Linked DNA regions of Homo sapiens: region 1 is linked to region 2. Evidence: chromatin contacts called from ENCODE Hi-C or POLR2A ChIA-PET data. All regions are on one chromosome and are shown on one strand. The core of a region is the stretch at or near the end of the contact, and the rest is flanking DNA. Distances in the headings are between cores, read along the strand shown.

The links. A loop is a pair of places that touch in the nucleus more often than their neighbours do. ChIA-PET counts read pairs that join two places held with the same protein, here RNA polymerase II (POLR2A). Pooled maps may share reads with other maps.
Region 1: a pooled map shows a loop between it and region 2 (6-fold over the local background). The contact joins two enhancer-like sites. A Hi-C loop is called at or near these places in 3 of 37 single-sample maps with no recorded cell type and 9 of 50 pooled maps. POLR2A ChIA-PET finds 5 or more read pairs at or near these places in 2 of 52 experiments (activated CD4-positive, alpha-beta T cell and activated T-cell).

What each region holds. Positions count from the first base shown.
Region 1 is chr11:48,004,388-48,010,592 of GRCh38, forward strand. The region is part of intron 1 of PTPRJ (protein tyrosine phosphatase receptor type J); the gene reads left to right. Among named protein-coding and RNA genes, the nearest start is that of PTPRJ, 27 kb to the left of the region's middle. RefSeq lists an enhancer at 2,309-2,453 and a cis regulatory region at 2,372-2,389. Within about 2 kb of position 2,409, at least 15 of the 41 ENCODE cell types and tissues checked have a DNase peak (open chromatin) inside an H3K27ac peak, as active enhancers do.
Region 2 is chr11:47,511,718-47,518,307 of GRCh38, forward strand. The region is part of intron 1 of CELF1 (CUGBP Elav-like family member 1); the gene reads right to left. Among named protein-coding and RNA genes, the nearest start is that of CELF1, 38 kb to the right of the region's middle. RefSeq lists a silencer at 1,843-1,982. Within about 2 kb of position 3,759, at least 6 of the 41 ENCODE cell types and tissues checked have a DNase peak (open chromatin) inside an H3K27ac peak, as active enhancers do.

The DNA.
Region 1 (6,205 bases), core at 1,159-3,658, 490 kb after region 2:
CGTTTTGTCAAGGATTTTGCATACAGGAAGTCATGGTGACAGCTGTTGTTACTGTTGTCCTGAGGAGTGGGGACAGGAGAGGAGGAAAACAGGCTGGTCCAGGTGTCTTTCCTTAAAGGAGGCTCCAGCTTAGTTGGGGAGATAGATGGGCTGGTCAGAGTTTCAAGTCATAGGCAGTGCAGGCCTCAAAGGAACAGCCAGGACTTGAGACAAGAATCAGGCCAAGTGAGTAACTGTTGCTGCTGTGGCAGTGAATGTTAGCAGCCCAGGCCTGCAGGGGGGAAGACTCATTTGGGGTACAGTGAGAGGTCTTGCTGGGCAAATGCAGGGTGTTTGCGGCAAGGTAGGCTGGGGCTGGACTTGGAGGATGCCTGCGTGATTTAGATTCTATCTTGTAGAGAATGAGGTATCATGGAAGGATTTTCTTTTCATGTTGTAAATATTAATCATTTTATTGTTTTGTATTTTTGATGGCAATATAAAAATACCAGCTTTGTTGAGATATAATTTACATACAGTAAAATTCATCCATTTAGAAAGTATACAGTTCAAAGCTGGGCGCAGTGGCTCATGCCTGTAATCTCAGCACTTTGGGAGGCTGAGGTGGGTGGATCACTTGAGGTCAGGAGTTCAAGATCAGCATGGCCAACATGATGAAACCCCGTCTCTACTAAAAATACAAAAATTAGCCAGGCATGGTGGTGGGTGCCTCTAATCCCACCTGCTTGCGAGGCTGAGGCTGGAGAATCACTTGAACCTGGGAGGTGGAGGTTGCAGTGAGCAGAGATCATGCCACTGCACTCCAGCCTGGACGACAGAGTGAGACTCTATCTTAAAAAAAAAAAAAGCATACAGTTCAGTTGTTTTTAGTATATTCAGAATTGTGCAACCATCACTGCTGTCTAGTTCCAGAATATTTTCGTTACTCACAAAAGAAACCCCATGCCCACGAGTGCTCACTCCTGATTTCTCCCTCCCCCACCTCCTGGCAACCACCAATTTGCTTTCTGTTTCTGTGAATTTACCTGTTCTATGTATTTCATGTGAGTAGAATCATACACTGTGTGTCCTTTTGATTCTGGCTATTTCGCCTAGCATAGTGTTTTCAAGGTCCATCCATGTTGGAGCAGGTATCACTGCTTTGTTCTTTTTTTATGGCTGAATGATATTTCATCACAGAGAGATACCATGTTTTGTTTATCCTTTTATGAGCTGATGGTCGTTTGGGTCATTTCTACTTTTTGGCTATTGTGAGTGACACTGCTATGAACGTTTGTCTACCAGTGTTTGTGTGGCCACGGGTTTTCAATGTGGGAGGATTTTGAACTGGGGAGTGGTGTTTGGAGCCTTTGGGTGGGGTGGGCTGTGAGGAGCCTGTGTGTGTGTCTGCCCTTACTGGGCTGGGTTTAGGGCAAGCTTCATGTGCTTCCTTTCTTTTAAGGGACTCTCTGAGACAGGGTTATTATCCCCTTTTTGCAGATGAGGGCACTCAGGCTCAGTGAGGTTAAATAAGCTGCATGGCTAGACAATGGCAGATAGCAGCCCTGTCCGGCTCTTAGCCAGCTTGCAGCCACCTGCCCCTGCTGGGCCAGGCGATTGCAGTGGTCTTGGCTGGGAGGGGCCCAGAGGCTGTGTGGTGCTGGAGAGAGGCAGCAGGCTGGACCTGGTTGGGCAAGGCTGAGTGGTTGTGGGATAAGAGGAGATGTTTCAGAGCAGCACCCACAGAACCGCTGTGATGGGAGAAACAAGACTTCGAGTTAGGAGAGTGGGTTGGACTCTTGGTGCAGCCTATGTGACCTTGGGCTGATCTTGTCTCTTTTGAGCATCACTTTCCTCATCTGGAACCTGGGGCTCTTGTGGCTTCCTGCCTCTCTCAAGGGTGATTCGGGAGGAAGAGTGGGAGAGAGAGAGAGAGAGGGAGAGGATGGAGGCGAGAGAGGTGGAGTGGGAAAGGAGGGCAGAATCTGCTAGAACCTGCAGAGCTCATAATCTAGGGGCGGGGAGGGACATGCAGCAGGTGCAGGCAGGTGTGGGAGGAAGTAGCCTGGTCATCTGGATGGACATCCCTGCCCATTCAGAGAAGCTCTGAACCCTGCAAAAGCTCCCACGTGGAGGCCAGTGAGCTGGTTATAATCCAGAGACTGTCAGTTTTTCCTAGTACATATTTGGACCTGAGCCTTTGTTTCTGCAAAGAGTCTGGTACTGACTCACACAGTGTCAGCAGCCCCCTTCCATCCCCTGGCACACCCCTCCCTCATTCCTACTGAGCATTACCTTAAAACCAGTGAGGTCTTTCTGGGTCTTAAAGGTCACCCAGTGTCCTTGCCTATCTGGGCCTGTCTCTGTTCAAGTGGCAAGGCGGACCATCCCCTTTATCACTGACTTGCAGCTTGCCTGGGTTTTGTAAAAAGCTTGTCATTGCCAGTTAGAAAATAAAGACAGAAACCTCCCCTTTGGCATTGGTATCGTGATGACTTGCTCTTGTTCTGACTCTATTTTGCTGGCTTGTTATGAGTCAGTCATTTTTTTTTAATGAAATGAATACCTTTGTCTTAATATGAAGCTAGGCATATATGATAAAGGTTAGATGATTTTTCAAATATGAAATCAGAATTCTACCCATACTCCCAAATTAGAGAGCAGTCTGATGTGTTCCCCTTTACTGTGACCAGTGGCTTCATAGGGGACCTAGTTATGAGTCCTGTTTCTTTTTTTTTTCTTTTTTTATTTTGAGACTGAGTCTCGCTTTGTCTCCCAGGCTGGAGTGCAGTGGCGCAATCTCTGCTCACTGCAAGCTCCGCCTCCCGGGTTCACGCCATTCTCCTGCCTCAGCCTCCCGAGTAGCTGGGACTACAGGTGCCTGCCACCACGCCCGGCTAATTTTTTGTATTTTTTTTTTTTTTAGTAGAGATGGGTTTTCACCATGTTAGCCAGGTTGGTCTCGATCTCCTGACGTCGTGATCCGCCCACCTCGGCCTCCCAAAGTGCTGGGATTACAGGCATGAGCCACCACACGGGGCCAGGCCTTTTTCTTTTCTTTTTTTTTTCCTCACTGTGTCACCCAGACTGTAGTGCAGTGGCACAATCTTGGTGCAACCTCCGTCTCCCAGGTTCAAGCGATTCTTGTGCCTCAGCCTCCTGAGTAGCTGGGATTACAAGCATGTGCCACCACACCTGGCTAATTTTTCTATTTTTAGCAGAGATGGGGTTTTGCCATGCTGGCCAGGGTGATCTTGAACTCCAGACCTCAAGTGATCTGCCCGCCTCCCAGAATGCTGGGATTACAGGTGTGAGCCACTGCACCCGGCTGAGGCCTTTTTCTTCTGTGCGTTCCTGCTGTCTTCCCTCCAGGCAGCAGCAAGCTGGTAGGAGCTGTACTTGTGAGTTGACATCATGATGTACAGTCACTGGTCACTTATAAAACTGGGCAGGCCCAGAGCAGGAAGGGTCATTGAGGGTCATCTAATGCAAACCGTTTACTTTAGAGATGTTGAAACCAAGGCGCAGAGAGGGGAAGTGACTTGCCCAAGACCACACAGCTAATATCACTGTGAGCCCAGGTTCCTGGCTCCAGTTCCTGGTTCTTTCTGCCCCCTTCTTCCCGACACTAAAGATACAGTGGTGAGCACACAGGGTATTCAGTAACGTATCTATTTTTGACCTGTTTTTAATGGAGGCTGAATTGGGCTTTTAGGGTTGAGTTCTGACACGTGCCAGGTGATCTGCTGGAGGGAAATCTGTTACTTCTGGGGAAGAGTTGAAGGTGTCTTCTGAACTCTGGAATCTGTTTTGAGGGGAGGCTGAGCCCATGCGTGGACCCTTAGGCTGAGCCCATGCCTGCTTCAGATGTTCCACACCTTTCACCACAATTTATTTATTTATTTATTTTTTGAGACGGAGTCTCGCTCTGTGGCCCAGGCTGGAGTGCAGTGGCGTGATCTTGGCTCACTGCAACCTCCGCCTCCTGGGTTTAAGCAATTCTCTGCCTCATCCTCCCGAGTAGCAGGGATTACAGGCATGTGCCACCACGCCCAGCTAATTTTTGTATTTTTAGTAGAGACGGGGTTTCACCATCTTGGCCAGGCTGGTCTTGAACTTCTGACCTCGTGATCCAACTGCCTCGGCCTCCCAAAGTGCTGGGATTACAGGCGTGAGCCACCATGCCTGGCCTATTTATTTATTTTTTATTTTTTTGAGTTGAAGTTTTGCTCTTGTTGCCCAGGCTGGAGTGCAATGGTGTGGTCTTGGCTCACTGCAACCTCCGCCTCCCAGGTTCAAGCGATTCTCCTGCCTCAGTCTCCCAAGTAGCTGAGATTACAGGCATGCGCCACCACGCCCGGCTAATTTTTGTATTTTTCATAGAGGTGGGGTTTCACCATGTTGGCCAGGCTGATCTAGAACTCCTGATCTCAGGTGATCCACCCACCTCAGCTTCCCAAAGTGCTAGGATTACAGTCGTGAGCCACCATGCCTGGCCACACCCCGGTTTATTGCATTTGCTTCTAATAGAGAAATCAACCCAGTAAACAAATGAATTATTGTTAGCAAAACTGGGGGGTGGGTTGGGAAAGGAAAGTAGTTCCTTCTATAATAAAACTTGCTGATATTTCGTTGAAAGTCATTGTCTTACTCATCCTTGTATAAGATAAGTCACACAATGAGTGGTATCAGGGTTGCAGGGTTTCCCCCTGTGAGGACACAATGGGATGAACCGTGTGTGGGATGGTCTGTTAAAGAAAAACAAGAAGCCATGTGTTGGAAACAACCTAAGTATTGAGCGGTGGAGGATTGCTGAAATTGTGGACTACTATGCAGTCATTACCAACGCACTGAAAAAATGTTCCATGATATGGCAGGATGTTTATGCTATAAGAAATTTAAAGACGCGAGCTTCAAAGTAAAGTATAAACCTAATTTGGTCAAACAGGCTGGGCGCAGTGGCTCACGACTGTAATCCTAGCACTTTGGGAGGCCGAGGCAGGTGGGTCGTTGGAGGTCAGGAGTTCGAGACCATCCTGGCCAGTATGGCGAGACCCCATCTCTACTAAAAATACAAAAACTAGCTGGGTATGGTGGCTCATGCCTGTAATCCCAGCTACTCAGGGGTCTGAGGCAGAAGGATCACTTGAACCTGGGAGGCGGAGGGTGTAGCGAGCCGAGATTGTGCCACTGCACTCCAGCCTGGGCAATAGAGCGAGACTCTGTCTCAAAAAAAAAATATTGGTTAAAGAAACAAACGTTAGACTTGAAGCCGTGCTTTATATGGATATGTGGTGCACTATAATGTGGTGCTTAAAAAGCAACTTAGGCAGACCTGGGCCAAGTCTGGGCTCTGCCACGTAACTGCTATGTGCCCCTGGGCAAGTCACTGGATCTTTCCCAGTTCAGGCTTCTCAGCTGTTAAGTGGGACTAGTACCTTATCTCTTTGGGTTGTTGTGAGAATTAAATGAGCTATCTGGGCTTTCAGAGAAAGGGCTTCATGTGCCGTGGCTCTGATCAGACCAAACAAGTTATCTACTGCTCTAAGCCATCAAGGCCCCCCATGCCTGTTGGATACTGTTGAGTTATTTGGGTTGGCATGTAGTGCAGCGTTTCTGGACATACATACTCTGGGGACTCCCCATCCCAAATTTCTTACAGTCTCTCCAGTGTGCCACACGCTTTCTTGCCACTAGGTCCTTGCATGTGATGGAGTAACTCTTGTACCTCTGTCTCCCTAAATAGACGGGGTTCTCCAAGGACATCGTGCCACAGGGCCTGGTAACCCAGTAGGTGCTCAGTAATTTATTTATTTATTTATTTTTTTTGAGACAGAGTCTAGCTCTGTCGCCCAGGCTGGAGTAGAGTGGCGTTATCACGGCTCACTGCAACCTCCCACTCCCAGCTTCAAGCAGTCCTCCTGCCTCAGCCTCCTGAGTAGCTGGGATTACAGGCGGGTGCCACCACGCCCGGCTTATTTTTTATATTTTTAGTAGAGATAGGGTTTCGCCATGTTGGCCAGGCTGGTCTCAAACTCCTGACCTCAAGTGATCCGCCCGTCTCAGCCTCCCAAAGTGCTGGGATTACAGGGTGAACCACTGCGCGGCCCATTAGGTGCTCAGTAATTTGTTGAATGAATTGAAGACATGGGACTTGAGTTAGGCTTTTATTATTATTATTATTTTTTGAGACGGAGTCTCACTCTGTCACCCAGTCTGGGAGTGC
Region 2 (6,590 bases), core at 2,509-5,008:
AGATGAAATGACTCCCTCAAGATCACAGAGATCCGGGCTAAGAAGGCTGCTTCAGGTTAAAAATTGTCTCCAAGGAAGCTCATGCACATAACCCACAGAAAGTCTGTTTAAATGCTAAGGGCCATAAAGTTGAGTCTGACTTTTTTTTTGAGACAGAGTCTCTCTCTCTTTTCCAGGCTGAAGTGAAGTGGCATGATCTCGACTCACTGCAACCTCTGCCTCCCGGGTTCAAGTGCTTCTTGTGCCTCAGCCTCCCAAGCAGCTAGGACTACAGGCACAAGCCATCATGCCCAGCTAATGTTTTGTATTTTCAGCAGAAACAGGGTTTCCCCATGTTGCCAAAGCTGGTCTTGAACTCCTGAGTTTAGGCAATCCACCCTCCTTGGCCTCCCAGAGTAAGCTAGGATTACAGGAGTGAGCCACTGTGCCCGGTTTTTTGTTTTGTTTTGTTTTGAGATGGAGTCCCGCTCTGTTTCCCAGGCTGGAGTGCGGTGGCATGATCTCTGCTTACTGCAACCTCCGCCTCCCAGGTTCAAACGATTCTCCTGCCTCAACCTCCTGAGTAGCTGGGACTACAGGCACTGGCCACCAAGCCTGGCTAATTTTTTTGTATTTTTAGTAGAGACAGGTTTTCACTGTATTAGCCAGGATAGTCCTGATCTCCTGACCTCATGATCCACCTGCCTTGGCCTCCCAAAGTGCTGGAATTACAGGCATGAGCCACCGTGCCCAGAATTTTTTTTTTTTTTTTTTTTTTAGAGATGAGGGATCACTCTGCCCAGCTAATTTTTTTTGTATTTTTAGTAGAGACAGAGTCTGGCCATGTTAGCCAGGGTGGTCTCGAACTCCTGACCTCAAATGATCTGCCTGCCTCAGCCTCCCGAAATGTTGGGATTACAGATGTGAGCCTCCGCACCCTGCCCAAACTTTTAACTGGAAAAGAGAAAAAAGACAAATAATAGAAATAACTTGGGAAAAGTATATTCTCTTTAAAGTATTACTTTTTGGTCAGCTTGCAATGCCCTTTACTTCTTTCTTCCTGTTACATGCCTAGCTCAATAAGTAAGTTAGGCCCCCTGCTTTGGAAAACTCCATGTTCACCTACTCTCATGCTCCAGAGAGCCAAGTAAACAGATAAAAGGATCAAGCGGGAAGCAGACCTCTCAGGAGCTGGAGGCCTGTAAGCCCAACAATGCTTTAGGCTAAACAGACTAAACTTTATGCTAAACCGTGTGAAAATGGACAAGTGAGATTTCCTGAAAACAAAATCCACAGCTTTCATCAGATTCTATAAGGGGTTCACAACCATTCTTAGAATGGTCCCCTCTTGGACTTCCAATCCCTAGAGGATGGGACTAGATTAATCTAGACTAACACTAGGTCATCTAAAACTATAATTGTATTTTCTCTAAACAAGTTTTTAAACAGCTATCTAGTTTAGTCCACATCACATACAATTCACCTCATTTAAAATGTTGTTAGTGATTTTAATCTCATTTCAAAATGTTGTTAGTGAACTATGTTTCAACTTTCTCATTTATATTCATATCCACAGAACACCTGAATAAAAGTAACACATATCAGACCTTCAATTGTTGAACTTAATTCCCCAGTTTATCTGGTGTAATTTGTAAAGTTTCTATGAACTTTCCTGAATTGAGACATACTTGCACTTCCTAGTTTTTTGGGGGTTTTCCCCCCTGAAATTGCAGGTACTGTAAAAGCAACATGTGGGCAGCACCCCCTCTTTTTTTTTTTTTGAGACAGAGTCTCGCTCTGTCACCCAGGCTGGAGTGCAGTGGCGTGATCTCAGCTCACTGCAAGCTCCGCCTCTCGGGTGCATGCCATTCTCCTGCCTCAGCCTTCCGAGTAGCTGGGACTACAGGCACCCGCCACCACGCCTAATTTTTTGTATTTTTAGTAGAGATGGGGTTTCACCATGTTAGCCAGGATGGTCTCGATCTCCTGACCTCGTGATCCGCCCACCTCGGCCTCCCAAAGTGCTAGGATTACAGGCGTGAGCCACTGCGCCCGGCCACCCTCTTTTTTTTTTTTTAAACAAAATATTTCATAAGTATTCCTTCCTGTTTTAATTTTTCCATTTCCCCAACTTTAATTAATTATACTTACAACCATATTTTGGTTTATCTTCTACCAGGATTTCTTCCATGCATACAATAAAATGTACAAACACTCAAATACACAAAATTTTCCTTTTTTTTTTCCCCCCAGATGGAGTCTTGTTCTGTTGTCCAGGCTGGAGTGCAGTGGCATGATCTCAGCTCACTGCAGCCTCTGCCTCCCGGGTTCAAGCAATTCTCCTGCCTCAGCCTCCCAAGTAGCTGGGACTACAGGCGTGCACCACCACACCCAGCTAATTTTTGTATTTTTTAGTACAGACAGGGTTTCGACATGTTGGCCAGGCTGGAACTCCTGACCTCAAGTGATGGGCTCACCTTGGCCTCCCAAAGTACTGGGATTACAGGCATGAGCCACCATGTCTGGCCTCAAATACACAGAATTTTCAAATTCAATATTATACTAAGTATAATACTGCACAACCTACTTTTTTGCACCTAACAATGATAAACATTTTCTCGTAAGCAGCCATTATTAAAGGATCAGAGCCACAAATGGCCTAAAGCTTGACTCTGCCAATAGCATCCTTGCATATTCACAACCAATAAATAGAACTACCTCCCTAATCTAGCTCACCTCCCATTTAGTTATATGATCTTTCCATGAGTATATAAGCACCTAAACCAGAGGTCGTCTCACCTGAGAGACACCCTATTTTAGAGGCACTCAGATGAGGCAAACAGAGCATGCAAAAAACATTTTTAAAAATCTCTTTTTGGCCAGGCATGATGGCTCATGCCTGTAATCCCAGCACTTTGGGAGGCCAAGGCAGGAACATCTCTAGCACCCAGGAGTTTGAGACCAGCCTCGGCAACATAGCAAGACCCTATCTCTACAAAAAAAAAAAAAAAAAAAATCAGACAGGCATGGCAGTGCACGCCTGTAGCCCTAATTTGGATGCTGAGGTAGGAAGATTGCTTGAGTCCAGAAATTTGAGGCTGCAGTGAGCCATGATCGTGCCACTGCACTCCAGTCTGGCTGACAGAGCAAGACCTTGTTTCAAAAAATAAAATAATTTAAAAAATCTCTTTTCCTATTTCCTCCCCAAATGCCCACACACTGGGTGTAACTCTCAAATCCCCCGTATTTCCTCTCTGCTCCCCAAACAGCTTCCTACTGTGGTGAGAGCTGGGAGGTGGGAGGAGGAATCTAATTCTTTCTATAGTTCCTGTTTCTTTACCATGGCAGTACTGTCAACAATGGACAACAAATTGCTGGATGCAGCAGTAGCAATTTACATATGGTAGCTAAGCTAATGCACAGCTTTCTCTGGGCAGAATTACTAACGCTTCTACCTATCATTGCAGTTTGAACCCAATGTTCCAGGCACACCAGTGTTAAGTATTTGCCTGGTGGCTTCTACCTTCAAAGGCACAGGGAATGATACACAGAAGTAATACACAGAAGTGAGGGAGGTGGAGGGAGTGGGAGCTCTGAACCCACCGAGGGAGGGTGCTCGCTCCAAGGACTGTGACACCAGACAAAGTACCTAATTCAAACCCAAAGGCTCAGTCATTCAACCTTTCCATAATATTCATGATCACTTGCTCAAATCTGGCATGTTCTAAGACCACAGTTCCTTCTTAGTTTCACTGCCCTGCCATGAGGCCAAATCTGTCTTATCTAGTGAGTCACTACTGCTCCTCTTTCCAACTGCATTTTGATTTCAGCCCACTTGTGCAGCTCATCAGGGCTGCACCATATGTTAGTACCATGTAGGCAGAATGTGACTAATTTTTTTCTCAAGCCCTGTCAGAGCGACTTTTAAAATCACCTTATAATCTTGATGTCTCTTGCGGAGTCATTATAACACATAACCTTTGGAAAGGACTATAATTATTTTTCTGAGTGCTCAAAGGAGATTCTTCAGCATTTTCATTCCCATTTTTCAGATGAAGGAACTAAAGGGAAGATAAGGGATTAAGAGACCTGGGTTCCACAACCAACCACTGGGACTTGGACTTTCTTGAGTCACAGTGCTGTATTTGGTAAAATAAGGCAGCTTGTAAAATGCCTTTTATTGGGAAACTCAAAATATTACTTTGCCTCTCTTTATTATTTACTTATTTATTTTTTTTTAGATAGAGTCTTGCTCTGTCACCCAGGCTAGAGGGTAGTGGTGCAATCTTGGCTCCCTGCAACCTCTGCCTCCCGGGTTCAACATGGTGAAACCCTATCTCTACTAAAAATACAAAAATTAGCTGGGCATGGTGGCAGGCGCCTGTAATCCCAGCTACTTGGGAGGCTACGGCAGGAAGAATTGCTTGAACCCAGGAGGTGAACTGAAATCATGTCACTGCACTCCAGCCTGGGTGACAGAGCAAGACTCTGTCTCAAAATAAAAAATAAAAATAAAAAGAGAGAGAGAAAAGGACTGAATGGCCCATGGACCACAAATGTTTTTTGAATTGGTCAAGATCATAATAAGTGAGTGAAAGTAATGCTCTAATACACTGAAAGTAAAATAGAGATGACTTGCAGATTTAGCTAGTATCACCAAATTCCCCCGAATTTAGTTTAAAAGGAAGGCGAGCAGCTGCTTCCACCTCCTCTAGGCAACCTGCCTCTTCTCCAACAATAATAGCAATAATGGTTGCTACAGCTGATAATTAAGCTCATCTCAAGAGGGTTTCTTAAATCTTCCGGGTATTGCAGATCCTATGTTTATTCTAGCAACTCTTTAGGGTAATTGCTTGACTGACATTGCAATTATTAGGCCTCCCCATCTCCATTAATAATATTCTCTTTTTTTTTTTTTGTTTGAGACAGAGTCTCGCTCTGTCGCCTAGGCTGGAGTGCAGTGGCATGATCTTGGCTCACTGCAATCTCTGCCTCCCAGTTGTAAGCAATTTTCCTGCCTCAGCCTCCCCAGTAGCTGGGACTACAGGCCCAAGCCACCAAGCCTGGCTAATTTTTATATTTTTTTAGTAGAGACAAGGTTTCATCATGTTGGCCAGGCTGGTTTTGAACTCCTGACCTCAGGTGATCCACTTGCCTCAGTGTCCCCAAGTGCTGGGATTACAGACATGAGCCACCACGCCCAGCTCACTAGTATTTTTCAATGGATAATATCACTTGCAAAATATAAAAAGGGATAGTATCTCATCAATATTGAAAACTGAGCTGAGCACAGTGGCTCACACTTATAATCTCAGCACTTTGGGAGGACTGCTTGAGCCCACAAGTTCCAGACCAGCCCAGGCAATATAGTGAGACTTATCTCTACAAAAAAATTCAAAAATTAGCTGGGTGTGGTGGCACGTGCCTGTAGTCCCAGTTACTTGGGAAGCTGAGGCGGGAGAATCACTTGAGCCCAGGAGGTCGGGCTGCAGTGAACTGTGATCATGCCACTGCACTCCAGCCTGGACAACTGAGAGAGAGCCTGTCTAAAAAAACAAACAGAGAAAAAAAAAAAAAAAAAAAGACATGCCCTTTGAATTCAGCAATCCCAGTTCTAGAAATATAGTTTACAAATAATCTTGTATCTGATGTATACAAAGTATGCAAAGGGGCATTCATAAGAACATTGTTTACATCAGCAAAACCTGAAAACATATGCCCATTAATTGAAGGCTATTAAATACAGTATAACCATACAACAGAACACTATGTAGCTATTAAAGAAAATAAGGCAGCTAACTGATCAAGACGTATTCATATAATAAGAAAGGAATTACACATGGCTTGTATATGAACAGAGTATCTCTGGATGGATAAAGAAATAACTGCTAACAGTAGTTGTAGAGGTGGAACAGTGGTTGAATTGTTTACATGTGAACACGTTACCTATTCTACAGAAATTTTTTTTTTTTTGAGACGAAGTTATGCTCTTGTTGCCCAGGCTAGAGTACAATGGCGCAATATTGGCTCACTGCAACCTCCGCCTCCCGGGTTCAAGCAATTCTACTGCCTCAGCCTCCCGAGCAGCTGGGATTACAGGCACCTGCCACCAAACCCAGCTACTTTTTTGTATTTTTAGTAGAGATGGGGTTTCACCATGTTGGCCAAGCTGGTCTCGAACTCCTGACCTTAGGTGATCGACCTGAAGTGCTAGGATTACAGGCACGAGCCACTGTGCCCGGCCTACTGAAAATTTTTTTAAAGAAAACTTGAGCTTTTGGAGCATGGCAACCTAGCCTGCAGACACCGTATCCCCTTGTCCACTTCCCCCTGCAACCCATAAGTCCATTCCTACCACTTAAAAAAAGGAAAACTCGTGGAACTATAAAGCACAAAGTAAAGAAAAACCTCAACTCATACTCTTTTCCAAAACAGCATTTTGGTTTTGTATTTTTTTCCTGCTTTGCCTGAAACTTCTGTGTGGAAACTGCCATTGTCCAGGTGATCCAGCAGTATATCATAATTACATCACACCATTTTAAATGACCCCAGCAACTCAAATAACGTTCATGCAGCTGGGACCTCATCATGTATGGCCTATTTACAAAGTC